Regions from separate parts of the Mus musculus genome. Here region 1 is linked to region 2. The links are chromatin contacts, found by Hi-C or POLR2A ChIA-PET in ENCODE. All regions are on one chromosome and are shown on one strand. The core of a region is the stretch at or near the end of the contact, and the rest is flanking DNA. Distances in the headings are between cores, read along the strand shown. Region 1 overlaps Gm46246 (a long non-coding RNA gene). Region 2 holds the start of Ncf2 (neutrophil cytosolic factor 2).

Region 1 (5,388 bases), core at 122-2,621, 590 kb before region 2:
TCCTGCTTTCTGGCCTGCTTGAGTTCCAGTCCTGACTTCCTTGGTGATCAACAGCAGTATGGAAGTGTAAGGCGAATAAACCCTTTCCTCCCCAACTTGCTTCTTGGTCATGATGTTTGTGCAGGAATAGAAACCCTGACTAAGATACCTATGTAAGTACACTGTAGGTGTCTTCAGACACACCAGAAGGGCGTCAGATCTCATTACAGATGGTTGTGAGCTACCATGTGGCTGCTGGAATTTGAACTCAAGACCTTTGGAAGAGCAGTTAGTGCTCTTGCCCACTGAGCCATCATCTCATCAATCCCATTAATATATCATTTTAATCTCTACTATTTGATAACTTTTTTTTTTGCAACAGGATCACATGTTACCCAGGCTAGCACCCAACTCACTCCATACCTGAGAATGACTTTGCATTTCTGAACCTCCACCTCCAGAGTGCTGAGCTTATCGGCATGCGACCCCCAAGCCATTGTATTTGGTGCTGGGCATGGAACCCAGGGCTTCCTGGAGTCTAGAACAACAGAGCTACACCCTAAGCCCATAAAAAGTTGCACAAAGCTTACATTTGCCAGAGAAGACATAACGAGTGCATGTGGAGAGTTTGGAATTTTGAAGTTTTGTTTGGTGGAAACTTCCTTTTTATTGTTTTGAAGAGGTATACCAGAGAATGTTGGGAAACGTGACTGGATTTATTGTTTGGTTTTCTTAATGAAACAGATTTTTAAAAACTTTCAAAAATCTTTCCAATTAGCAACAGATTCCTAAATAATCTATGTTTTCCTCGTCTTGGCACATCAGTTTTTTCCTTTGTCTTCATTCTGCCCGAACTCTAACAACAGATATTCCTGGAAGGTGGGATGCTTCAGAACGGCTCTCTAGTACATGTAGCTCCTGCATCTGACCACACGGCGGCACTGGAGAGCTTTGGGGACTGATGCAAGCCCCAGTCCCAAAGGGCTGGGCACAGTGAAGCATTCCTGCTCCAGCTCTGACTCAGAAGTCTGCTGTGCAAGCTCAGACTTCTAACCTCCAGCACTTTAACCTGCGGCTCCGTGTTCTGCTGAGGCTTCAGCCTTTGACGGCCTGTGCTGACCCCTCCATACTTGTTTAGCTTCCTTTTTCAGTTCTTTTCGAGATAAATACAGGTTTTAAATCTCATTCTGTATAAACTACATAAAGGCTTGCCCTACTATTTAAGGGCACATGGCACTAGAGAGAGGCAGGAAGGACACAAACTAAATCTCTAACTAAAGCTACTCCGAAGAAAAGCTAGCAGCCCACGCGGGACTTCATAGTCGGCGATGAAGACTCACTCAGATGAAGTGGAGAGCCATTGATGGGGCAATTGTCATCAACACACACACACAAATTTACACACTCACGTGCACAAATACACACATACGCAGGCGCGCGATTGCACGTCAGTCAGACACGCATGCGCGCTAAATATTTGGATCCAGGCAAACATAACAAAAGGATAGGACAATATAAGACATTATTCAGCTGTAGCCTTTGCAGAGGAGCGGTCGTATCACAGAGAACATGGTTATGAAAGGGCACTTCATAATTCACCTTATATAATTCTACATTGCAGAAGTACTCTAGAGTAAAACTTTTGTTCAGCTTGTTTTTGTTTTGTTTTGTTTTGTTTTTCACTTTGAAGCAAGGTCTTGCTAGATTACTTTGCTTTTTCTCAAAGTCAAAACCGTCCTGCCTCAGTCCTCCGAGGGCTGGGATCTGGGGTGTGGGCCACCATGGGTGTCCTCCTGGGAGCTTTCTCTTGCTTCTTCTTCTTCTTAACCTGGTAAAGATATCAGAAAATGAGTTTTCATTACTCTAGGATGTGCATTTATGCCATTTAAAGACGTTGTGGACCAGCTGGAGACAGTCTCAGTGACTAAGAGCACTTTCTGGTCATAGAGGACCCCAGTTCAATACCCAGCACCCACAGGGGGCAGCTAGCTCCCAACTGGCTGTAACTCCAGATCCAGAGGATCTGCCCTCTTGTGGTGTCTGTGTCTGCATTAATATGGATGTGCCTGCCGGGCAGTGGTGGCTCACGCCTTTAATCCCAGCACGTGGGAGGCAGAGGCAGGCAGATTTCTGAGTTCGAGGCCAACCTGGTCTACAAAGTGAGTTCCAGGACAGCCAGGGCTATACAGAGAAACCCTGTCTCAAAAAAAAAAAAAAAAAAAAAAAAAAAAAGGACATACGTACACTCAGACATACATACACACACACACAGACATAAATTTATTTTAAAAAAAAAGGCATTAGAAGGCTGGAGCACTGTCATTCTGGCATTCACTTGTATTCCTGGAGGGCTATCAGAGCACAAGGTCAGCTCGGGCCACAGGCATACATGCAGGCAGAATGCCATATACATAATAGATATACCTAAAAAATAAAAAGATAAAATTCAGAAAGAAACAAAAAGAGCTGGGATATAAATCAGGTTACAGAACCCGACTACCATGTTGAAAGCCCCAGGTTCACGCCCACAGCACAGGGGAGGAGGTATCAAATCGCAGCTCTTTGTCTCCAATTGAATTGTATGGAAAAGGAAGAGGGTCATTACACTGGAGGAAGTGAAGTGTTTCCTGGAGGGAAAGGCTTAGGTAAGTCGGCTCTGTTCCTGATGCAGAATTGTAAGCCTGGAATTCCCAGGGACAAGGCTGCCCCGGAGGACATTGATGGAGACAGATGCCTTCTGACAGGGATCCAGAGAACATCAGGGAACATCAGGACGCTTGTCACTACAGACTCAAGGCTGACTGTGTGAACACAGCCCACTGTTAGCTATGTAACCTTGAGAAATGTATTTGCCTTTCTGAAATTCTATTGCTTCATCTGTCATGGGGAGTAGTGGTAGAACGCACCTCGTTGGCTGGCCGGGATAGTTAAGTGACATAAAATGTTCAAAGACCTTAAAACTGGAATTGGTCCATAGGTGTGTTCAGACGATGCAGCCTGCTCCCCAGGTCAGCAGCAAAATGGAATTCTTAACTTTCCTATCTCCAGTTATGTCCATGGACACACCAAAGACCCAGGCTGTGCCACAGAGACAACGCTTCCATGACACTTCAGGCAGTAATGCAAATCAATTTATTGGATCAGAAATAGAATGAGTCTGCATTAAAATATAAGAATTTGAAAATGAGGTGGATAGGGATGGCACACGCCTTTAATCCCAGCACTTGGGAGGCAGAGGCAGGCAGATTTCTGTAGGCCAGCCAAATCTACAGAGTGAGTTGCAGGACAGCCAGGGCTACACAGAGAAACTCTGTCTCGAAAAACCAAAAAAAAAAAAAAAAAAAAAAAAAAAAAAGATTTTGAAAATGATGCATTAGGGGCTGGAGAGATGGCTTAGCAGTTAAGAGTGCTAACTGCTCTTCCAGAGATCCTGAGTTCAATTCCCAGCAACCACATGGTGGCTCACAACCATCTGCAGTGGGATTCGATGATGCCCTCTTCTGGTGTGTCTGAAGACAGCTGCAGTGTACTCATATACATGAAATAAATAAATCTTTAAAAAGAAAGAAAGAAAATGATACATTAGAAATGCCCTTTTCAAGCTAGGTGTCTTAGTCAGGGTTTCTATTCCTGCACAAACATCATGACCAAGAAGCAAGTTGGGGAGGAAAGGGTTTATTCGGCTTACATTTCCATACTGCTGTTGATCACCAAAGGATGCAGGACTGGAACTCAAGCAGGTCAGAAAGCAGGAGCTGACGCAGAGGCCACGGAGGGATGTTCTTTACTGGCTTGCTCAGTCTGCTCTCTTATAGAATCCAAGACTGCCAGCCCAGAGATGTTCCCCACCCACAAGGGGCCCTTCCCCCTTGATCACTAATTGAGAAAATGCCTTACAGTTTTATCTCATGGAGGCATTTCCTCAACTGAAGCTCCTTTCTCTGTGGTAACTACAGCTGTGTCAAGTTGACACAAAACTAGCCAGTACAATTGACCCCTTGTCAACTTGACACACAAACAAATCACTAGTAAGCCTCAACCCTTACATTCTTATTCATCCCCAAGATCTAAACAACTTTAAAAGTCCCACAGTCTTTACATATTCTTAAATTTTCAATCTCTTTAAAATATCCATCTCTTTTAAAATCCAAACTCTTTTTACAATTAAAAGTCTCTTAACTGTGGGCTCCACTAAAACAGTTTCTTCCTTCAAGAGGGAAAATATCAGGGCACAGTCACAATCAAAGCAAAAATCAATCTCCAACTGTCCAATGTCTGGGATCCAACTCACGATCTTCTGGGCTCCTCCAAGGGCTTGGGTCACTTCTCCAGCCATGCCCTTTGTAGCACACGCGTCATCCTCTAGGCTCCAGATGCCTGTACCCCACTGCTGCTGCTGCTCTTGGTGGTCATCTCATGGCATCTCCAAAACACTGCATGACCCCTTCAGTCCTGGGCCTTCAATTGCAACTGTGCCTGCACCTTCACCAATGGCCTTCCATGGCCTCACACAGTGCCAAGCCTCAGCTGCTTTGCGTGACCCCTTCATGCCTTCAAAACCAGTACCACCTGGGTGACCCTTACATATTACCAAGTCCCGCTGCAGCAGGAGTACAACCTTGGCCATCTCTGGAACACAGCCTCTTTGTGCCTTCAGAAAACACTTCCCAGAAGATGTCACCTCAATGATGCTGGTCTCTTCTTAATCACCGCTAATTTCTTAGCTCCAGCTAACCAGCATCAATAGTCCCAGTAATGCAAAGTTTTTGCTTTAGTAATTCTGGTATCTTGTTAATCACAGCTGATTCTTCAGCCTCAGCTAACCAGAACTACAGAATCTTCACGATCAAAACAGCAATGGCCCTGAAAAGTCTTTAATTTTCCCTCTGAAATTTCACAAACCAGAGCTCCATCTTCTGCAGTGTTCTCAACATTATCTTCCAAGCTCCTACACGACATCCGACAGAGCTCTTAACAACGGATGGATCTTCAAGCCCAAAGTTCCAAAGTCCTTCCACAGTCCTCCCCAAAACATGGTCAGATTGTCACAGGAATACCCCACTCTGCTGGTACCAATTTGTCTTAGTCGGGGTTTCTATTCCTGCACAAACATCATGACCAAGAAGCAAGTTGGGGAGGAAGGGGTTTATTCGGCTTACATTTCCATACTGCTGTTGATCACCAAAAGATGCAGGACTGGAACTCAAGCAGGTCAGAAAGCAGGAGCTGATGCAGAGGCCACGGAGGGATGTTCTTTACTGGCTTGCCCCCTCTGGCTTGCTCAGTCTGCTCTCTTATAGAATCCAAGACTACCAGCCCAGAGATGGTCCCACCCACAAGGGGCCTTTCTCCTTTGATCACAAATTGAGAAAATGCCTTACAGTTGTATCTCATGGAGGCATTTCCTCA
Region 2 (5,479 bases), core at 143-2,642:
TAAACAATTGAGACCCTAAATGTGGATTCTCATCATACGTTTTTCTGAAGACTTTACTGTTATCCATCCTCCCAGCCTACCCCACCCCACCCCACCGGTACTGAAGATCAAACCCAGAGCCTCTCACATGTTGTGCAAGTACTTTACCGTTGACCTCCAACTCCAGCCCCTTCCCCGGCTTTTAAAAAATGATTTTGAGACAGGATCTCACTAGGTTTCCAAGACTGTCCTTGAACTTGCTTTGCAGCCTAGGTCTGGCTTGAATTCGCCACAACCTAAGTAGCTAGAATTCCAGGCCTGTGCAACCAGAGCCCACCTGCCTGTCCTCAGAGAATCAGTTTTGTCTCACACCCGACATGAAACCCTCCCTGACCCCGAGAAGGCCACAGAGATTGATTTCCCTTCCTCTGCATTTCTCTTCATTCTCTATCCCAGCACCTGAACACAGGGGCTCTGCTGTAAGTGCTAGAGGCAGGGAGCGCCCTTCTGCTTTCCTTGTTTCCCACAGAACCTAGCACCTAACATTCTGAGTAAATATGGCAGATCTAAGACATTTTAATAAAATGGTGTCACGCCCCACACATCTTAGCTCTCTTTGGGGCTACAGTCATCCTTTTCAGTTCTGCATTCTTTCAGAATGCTGAACCCCCACACGCTATCCCATCGCAGTGCTGGGGGGCTCTTTCAGATAACGTTATGTGGTTTCTTTCATGATTGCGCTGGGATCGCATATGCAGTTTCTTCGGCTTGCTTCCTCAGGCAAGGACTCTCGCACCGAGGACATCTAAGGCTAAAGACTACTGGAGACCAAGTGGTTTCTGATATCACAGGAGGAGAAGCTGTGAAGTAGTCAATTTTCTTGCTGTGGTAAAACACTCCGACAGAAACATCGTAATGAAGGCAGGGTTGATTTGGGCTCACTAGTCTCCAGGGTACAGTCCATGATGGTGGATAAATCATGGTGTCAGACCCTGAAGCAGCTGGTCACAAGGCACCCACTGTCAGGATGCAGGGGACCAACTCATACTCACGTAGCCTTCTTCTCTTTATGCAGGGAGGACCCAAGTCCTGGTCACTTTTCATAGCAGATGCTCTACCTCAGTTAACCTAAGGCAGACGATCCCTCAGAGGTGTGACCTGAGGCTCATCTAGATCCTGTCAAGCTCGAAACACAAAGCTTCACACCGACCTTGTCATCACAGGAAAAGGAAGAGTGTGACGAGTTAGAAACACACTCTGAATGGGAAAAAAAAAAAAGAAAAAGAAAGAAAAGAAATAAGAAAGGAAAAGGAACATGACTGTTCCCAGATATGGTGGAGGAGAGAGTTTATTATAGCTGTGTGGGAGAGAGAGCACAGCCAGAGTCAGGGACCTCCGGGAGAGTGCTGAATAGACAGGAACAGGCTGAGCTGTGCTATGTGGGGAGAGGGAAGGGGAGGAAGAAGGGAGTGGGAGGAGCCAGGCACAGCAGCCAGGAGGCCCAAAGGCACAAAGACAGCAGGTTACAGAAATGATTGGATTATGTAGGGAAGAGCAGACCTCAAGGCCCAAGAGTTCAGGATAGGAGGCAGGGTATGCCTGATAGGAGGCTCTGTGACACGTAGAGGGTGGAGGATTACAGAGAGAAGCTGGTGGCCAGCTCTGCTTTGATATGCTATAGCCACCTAAGCCATTTGTCCCAAGTTCGAAACCCAACCATTTCCACATTTAGTAAGATGGAAATCTCTAAGATTCTCTGTTGATTCCTCTGTTGTAGCAGCTGAAAGCATGTGGTCATTCTGCATGTGTCTGCCAACGTATGACAGTAAGTGAAGCATCCATGCTCCCTCCTCTTTTCTGGGATCTGTTGTCTGAACCACAGCAAAAGCACGGCCCACATTTGGACCGAAACACTCCCAGCCGGTTGGAATACAATGGACACACAGCAAGGCCTGTGAAGTTCTAGCTCTCAAGAATCAGAATTTAAGCCTGGCAGTAGTTGTGCATGCCTTTAATCCCAGCACTTGGGAGGCAGAGGCAGGTGGATTTCTGAGTTCGAGACCAGCCTGGTCTACGGAGTGTTCTAGGACAGCCAGAAACCCTGTCTTGGGGGGTGGGGGGGAGAATCAGAATTTAGGGTCAGGAGAGGGAGCGGTAGGTTCTGCCATGCTCTGCCCTCCAGAGCAGGGGTCAGGGGAGGTGGCAGAGAGGAGACTGAGAAGCACCCGAGCTCAGTTTTTCCCAGGGCTCTTCTGAGTTCCAGCCAAAGTCTAAGCCCTTACAATTTAGTGTGCCATCAAGCTTGCCTTTTGTTTTGGATTTTCAATACAGGGTTTCTCTTTGTAGGCCTGTCTGTCTTGGAACTTGATCAGTAGGCCAGACTGGCCATCTGAGAGACCAAACCTACCCCATCTTGGGACTGTACCCACGTACCAGGAAGGACCACACGGCTTGTCCTTGGCCAGAGGACACTTCCTGGCTACTTCCTATCAATAGTTAATCAAAGATTAGTCTGACTGTTTCAGATGTACCTTCAGGCTATTTGTATACGGCCTTATTTCAGAGCACCCACCTCTCAGCTTATAGCCATTCTATTAGATGCTTGCCAGACTGGACACCCTCTCCCTCACCCCCTCCCTTGCTCCTATTTTTCTATAAAAACTTGTCCTGCTGAGGGTTCGAGGCCGCTCCACCTTCCCTTTCTGTCCTTGCTGTGTCAGGATTGGGATGGAGGAGAGCCCAAGCCTGCGCTTGTAATAAAGAGACCCTAATGCTATTACATCGCAAAGGGCTGCTTGGTGATCTTTTGGAGTTCGTGGTTCCTGGAACAACACATCTAACTGAGAGATCTGCCTCCTGACTTCTGAGATTAATGGCATGTGCCACCCAGCAAATAAGTAACCATTTCTTTCTTTTTCCTCCTCAGGACAGGGTTTTTCTGTGTAGCCCTGGGTATCCTGGAACTCATTCTGTAGATCAGGCTGGCCTCAAATGTTTATCCTCCCGAGGGAAAAAATAGGACCACTACCACAATTTTGAGTCAAATTTAAAGCAAACGTTTTAAATACTGGCCAGGATGATAGACTCTGACCAGGCTATTCCTGAACGCCATAAGGCCATTGTGTTTTGATCAGATCCAATCAGGGGTGAGCAACCATCCTGACCCATTTCCTGTCTCCGTACCTCCTGCCCACATGTCATCTAGCACATTCGTGTAGTTGGCTCAACTGAACCTGTTTGGGGAAGTGAAAACACGTGACTTGCTTCTTCCATAAACAATAGCCTCCGTCATTTCAGGAAGTATCTGTCCTTGGCCAGGGTTTACAGGCCCGAGGCACTTTTTTTTTTTTTTTTTGGTTTTCGAGATAAGGTTTCTCTGTGTAGCCCTGGCTGTCCTGGAACTCACTCTGTAGACCAGGCTGGCCTCGAACTCAGAAATCCACCTGCCTCTGCCTCCTGAGTGCTGGGATTAAAAGTGTGTGCCACCACGCCTGGCCAAGGCACTTTTGTTTCATGGATCTTTTAGGCACAGTAATTAAAATTTAAAACATTACTTTGCCTTTCACATGAACTCACGGAGATCTGCCTGCCTCTGCCTCCAGTGCTGAACTTAAAGGCGTGGGTCTATGCCCAGCTGCAGCAAACTTGTTCTAGTTAGTTCTGTTGTATGCCTTTCCCACAAAACAAAACAAAAACAAACAAACAAACAAAAACCCAAACAGGAAAATAGATGGGAGTTTTTGCTGTGAGATTCTAAACTAATCAATTGCTAACAGGAGATGAGAGTCTCAGAAACAACACAGTCCTGGGGACTATGAAGTTGGGGGGTAATGGAAACTCTCAAGAACTCCAAAGAGGCCAGATGCCCGAAGAATGGATGATACGTGGCTTCTCACTAAGGAGGAACCAGATCAAAGTATGTGAAAGGCAAGACAAACTCCAGAGAGGGTCGTGCTTTCAAAAACATCATGAAAGACACAATATAAAGGCCTCTTAGCACCAGAAGAAGTGTGTGTGTGTGTGTGTGTGTTTTTTGGGGATTCCAGGATGTTGCAAGTAGTTCAGGGAGTTGAAGATACAGAGAGGATGCAGGAGGTAAGAAAGCTGCCTTCAGGCCCAGAGAGATGGCTCAGTGGGTAGATACCCGCTGCCAAGCCTGACGACCTGAGTTTGACCCTCCAGAACATGCAGTGAGGAAGGAAACAACTGCCTCTCTAAGATCCTTTGACCTCCATACTTGTAGCATGGTCCATGTGTCCCGTGTCTTCTCCACATTCTGCACACTCACGCATAAATACACACCCTCTCTGACACAAATTAATAAGTGTAAAAAAAAAGTTATAAAAAGAAAGCACGCTGCTCTGAAGACATTCCAGTTATTAAACCCAGGCCCCTTAAATTCTGGGAACTAACAGCACTGCAAGTGTGACCCCTAGAAACCTGGTCGGTAATGGAAGCACTGGTTCTCAGCCAATGAAATGGGCCAATTCAAGCCAACCGGATTAGAGTATTAAAGGAGGTTTAGTGGGAAGCAGCTCTCTGTGGTCACTCTTCTCAAGGACCAAGGCCGGGGAAGTTGCTATGGGGAGGAACACAGACAGGAAGGGGAAGAGAAAGAGCACACAGGGAGAGAGAAAATGCAGAGAAGTGGGAGAGAGCAGTAGAACCCAAAATATGTAGGGAGGAGCTTCTAGCAGAGGGGAAGCCCAGCCCCTGGGCTGGAAATTCAGCATAGAGGATGGGGTGTGCCTGCCATGCCCTGTAAGAGGTAGGGACTGAGGGATGCTGGGAGAACCTGGAGGCCAGGGCCGCTTGGTTTGTTAAATAGGCACCATAGCCACCTGTCCGATTCTGAATCCCAACAAGCACTACGAAGCCTGCGCCGGAAGCTAGGATGCTGTAATGGTGGACAAGTAATATTTGGATACGTGGGACTCTATTTGTTTAAAGCTCTGTGTTCTAGAAACACCAACAGTGTATCATTTGACTGCTGAGAAAGGGGAAGGCATAATCCGCCGGGTTTGTTTTTTCTTACTGTATACTAGTTGTGGAAAATAAGAGGTTTCAGCCAGGTACAGACCTTTGCCGCCTTTAATCCCAGCACTTGGGAGAAAGAGGCAGGTAGATTTCTGAGTGGGGGTGGGGTGGGGGTGGGGGGTGGGGTGGAGAAGGTGGCAAACAGGCCCAAACCTAGGAAGCAGATGGCTCCCAGAACCATTCATCGGAAGAAGTTCTCTCTCTGCCTTATGAACCAACTGCTAGCCTGTCTACGCATCAAATCCTGTGTGCGCACAGCACAGAGAGAGCAGCCTTGGGTTGTGTCAATAGTAATTCAAACAAGAGTTGGATCCAGCGCCCACTGACTCAACAATCCATGCAGAGGTCTTTGGGCTAGCTCAGGAGACTGGCACTACATTCCAACTCCTACAGCCTCTGCTGCCAGCAGCCGCTCTTCTTTGTCATTCCGGGCTCCCAGCCTGACCTGGCTGGCATTTGCATC

Evidence for each region. Hi-C counts contacts between places; a loop is a spot of excess contacts on that map. ChIA-PET counts read pairs that join two places held with the same protein, here RNA polymerase II (POLR2A).
Region 1: a map of gastrocnemius shows a loop between it and region 2 (2.2-fold over the local background). The contact joins the enhancer-like site here to the promoter of Ncf2 in region 2. A Hi-C loop is called at or near these places in 7 of 37 maps with a recorded cell type or tissue (Patski, gastrocnemius, heart and 1 more). POLR2A ChIA-PET finds 5 or more read pairs at or near these places in 1 of 5 experiments (Patski).

What each region holds. Positions count from the first base shown.
Region 1 is chr1:153,382,450-153,387,837 of GRCm38, reverse strand. All of the region lies in intron 1 of Gm46246 (a long non-coding RNA gene), which reads left to right. Among named protein-coding and RNA genes, the nearest start is that of Gm46246, 12 kb to the left of the region's middle. Within about 2 kb of position 1,371, at least 1 of the 3 ENCODE cell types and tissues checked has a DNase peak (open chromatin) inside an H3K27ac peak, as active enhancers do; it is gastrocnemius, where a contact is called at or near this core.
Region 2 is chr1:152,796,066-152,801,544 of GRCm38, reverse strand. Ncf2 (neutrophil cytosolic factor 2) reads right to left here and starts at 1,392. Exons shown (of 16, transcript NM_010877.5): 1 at 1,032-1,392.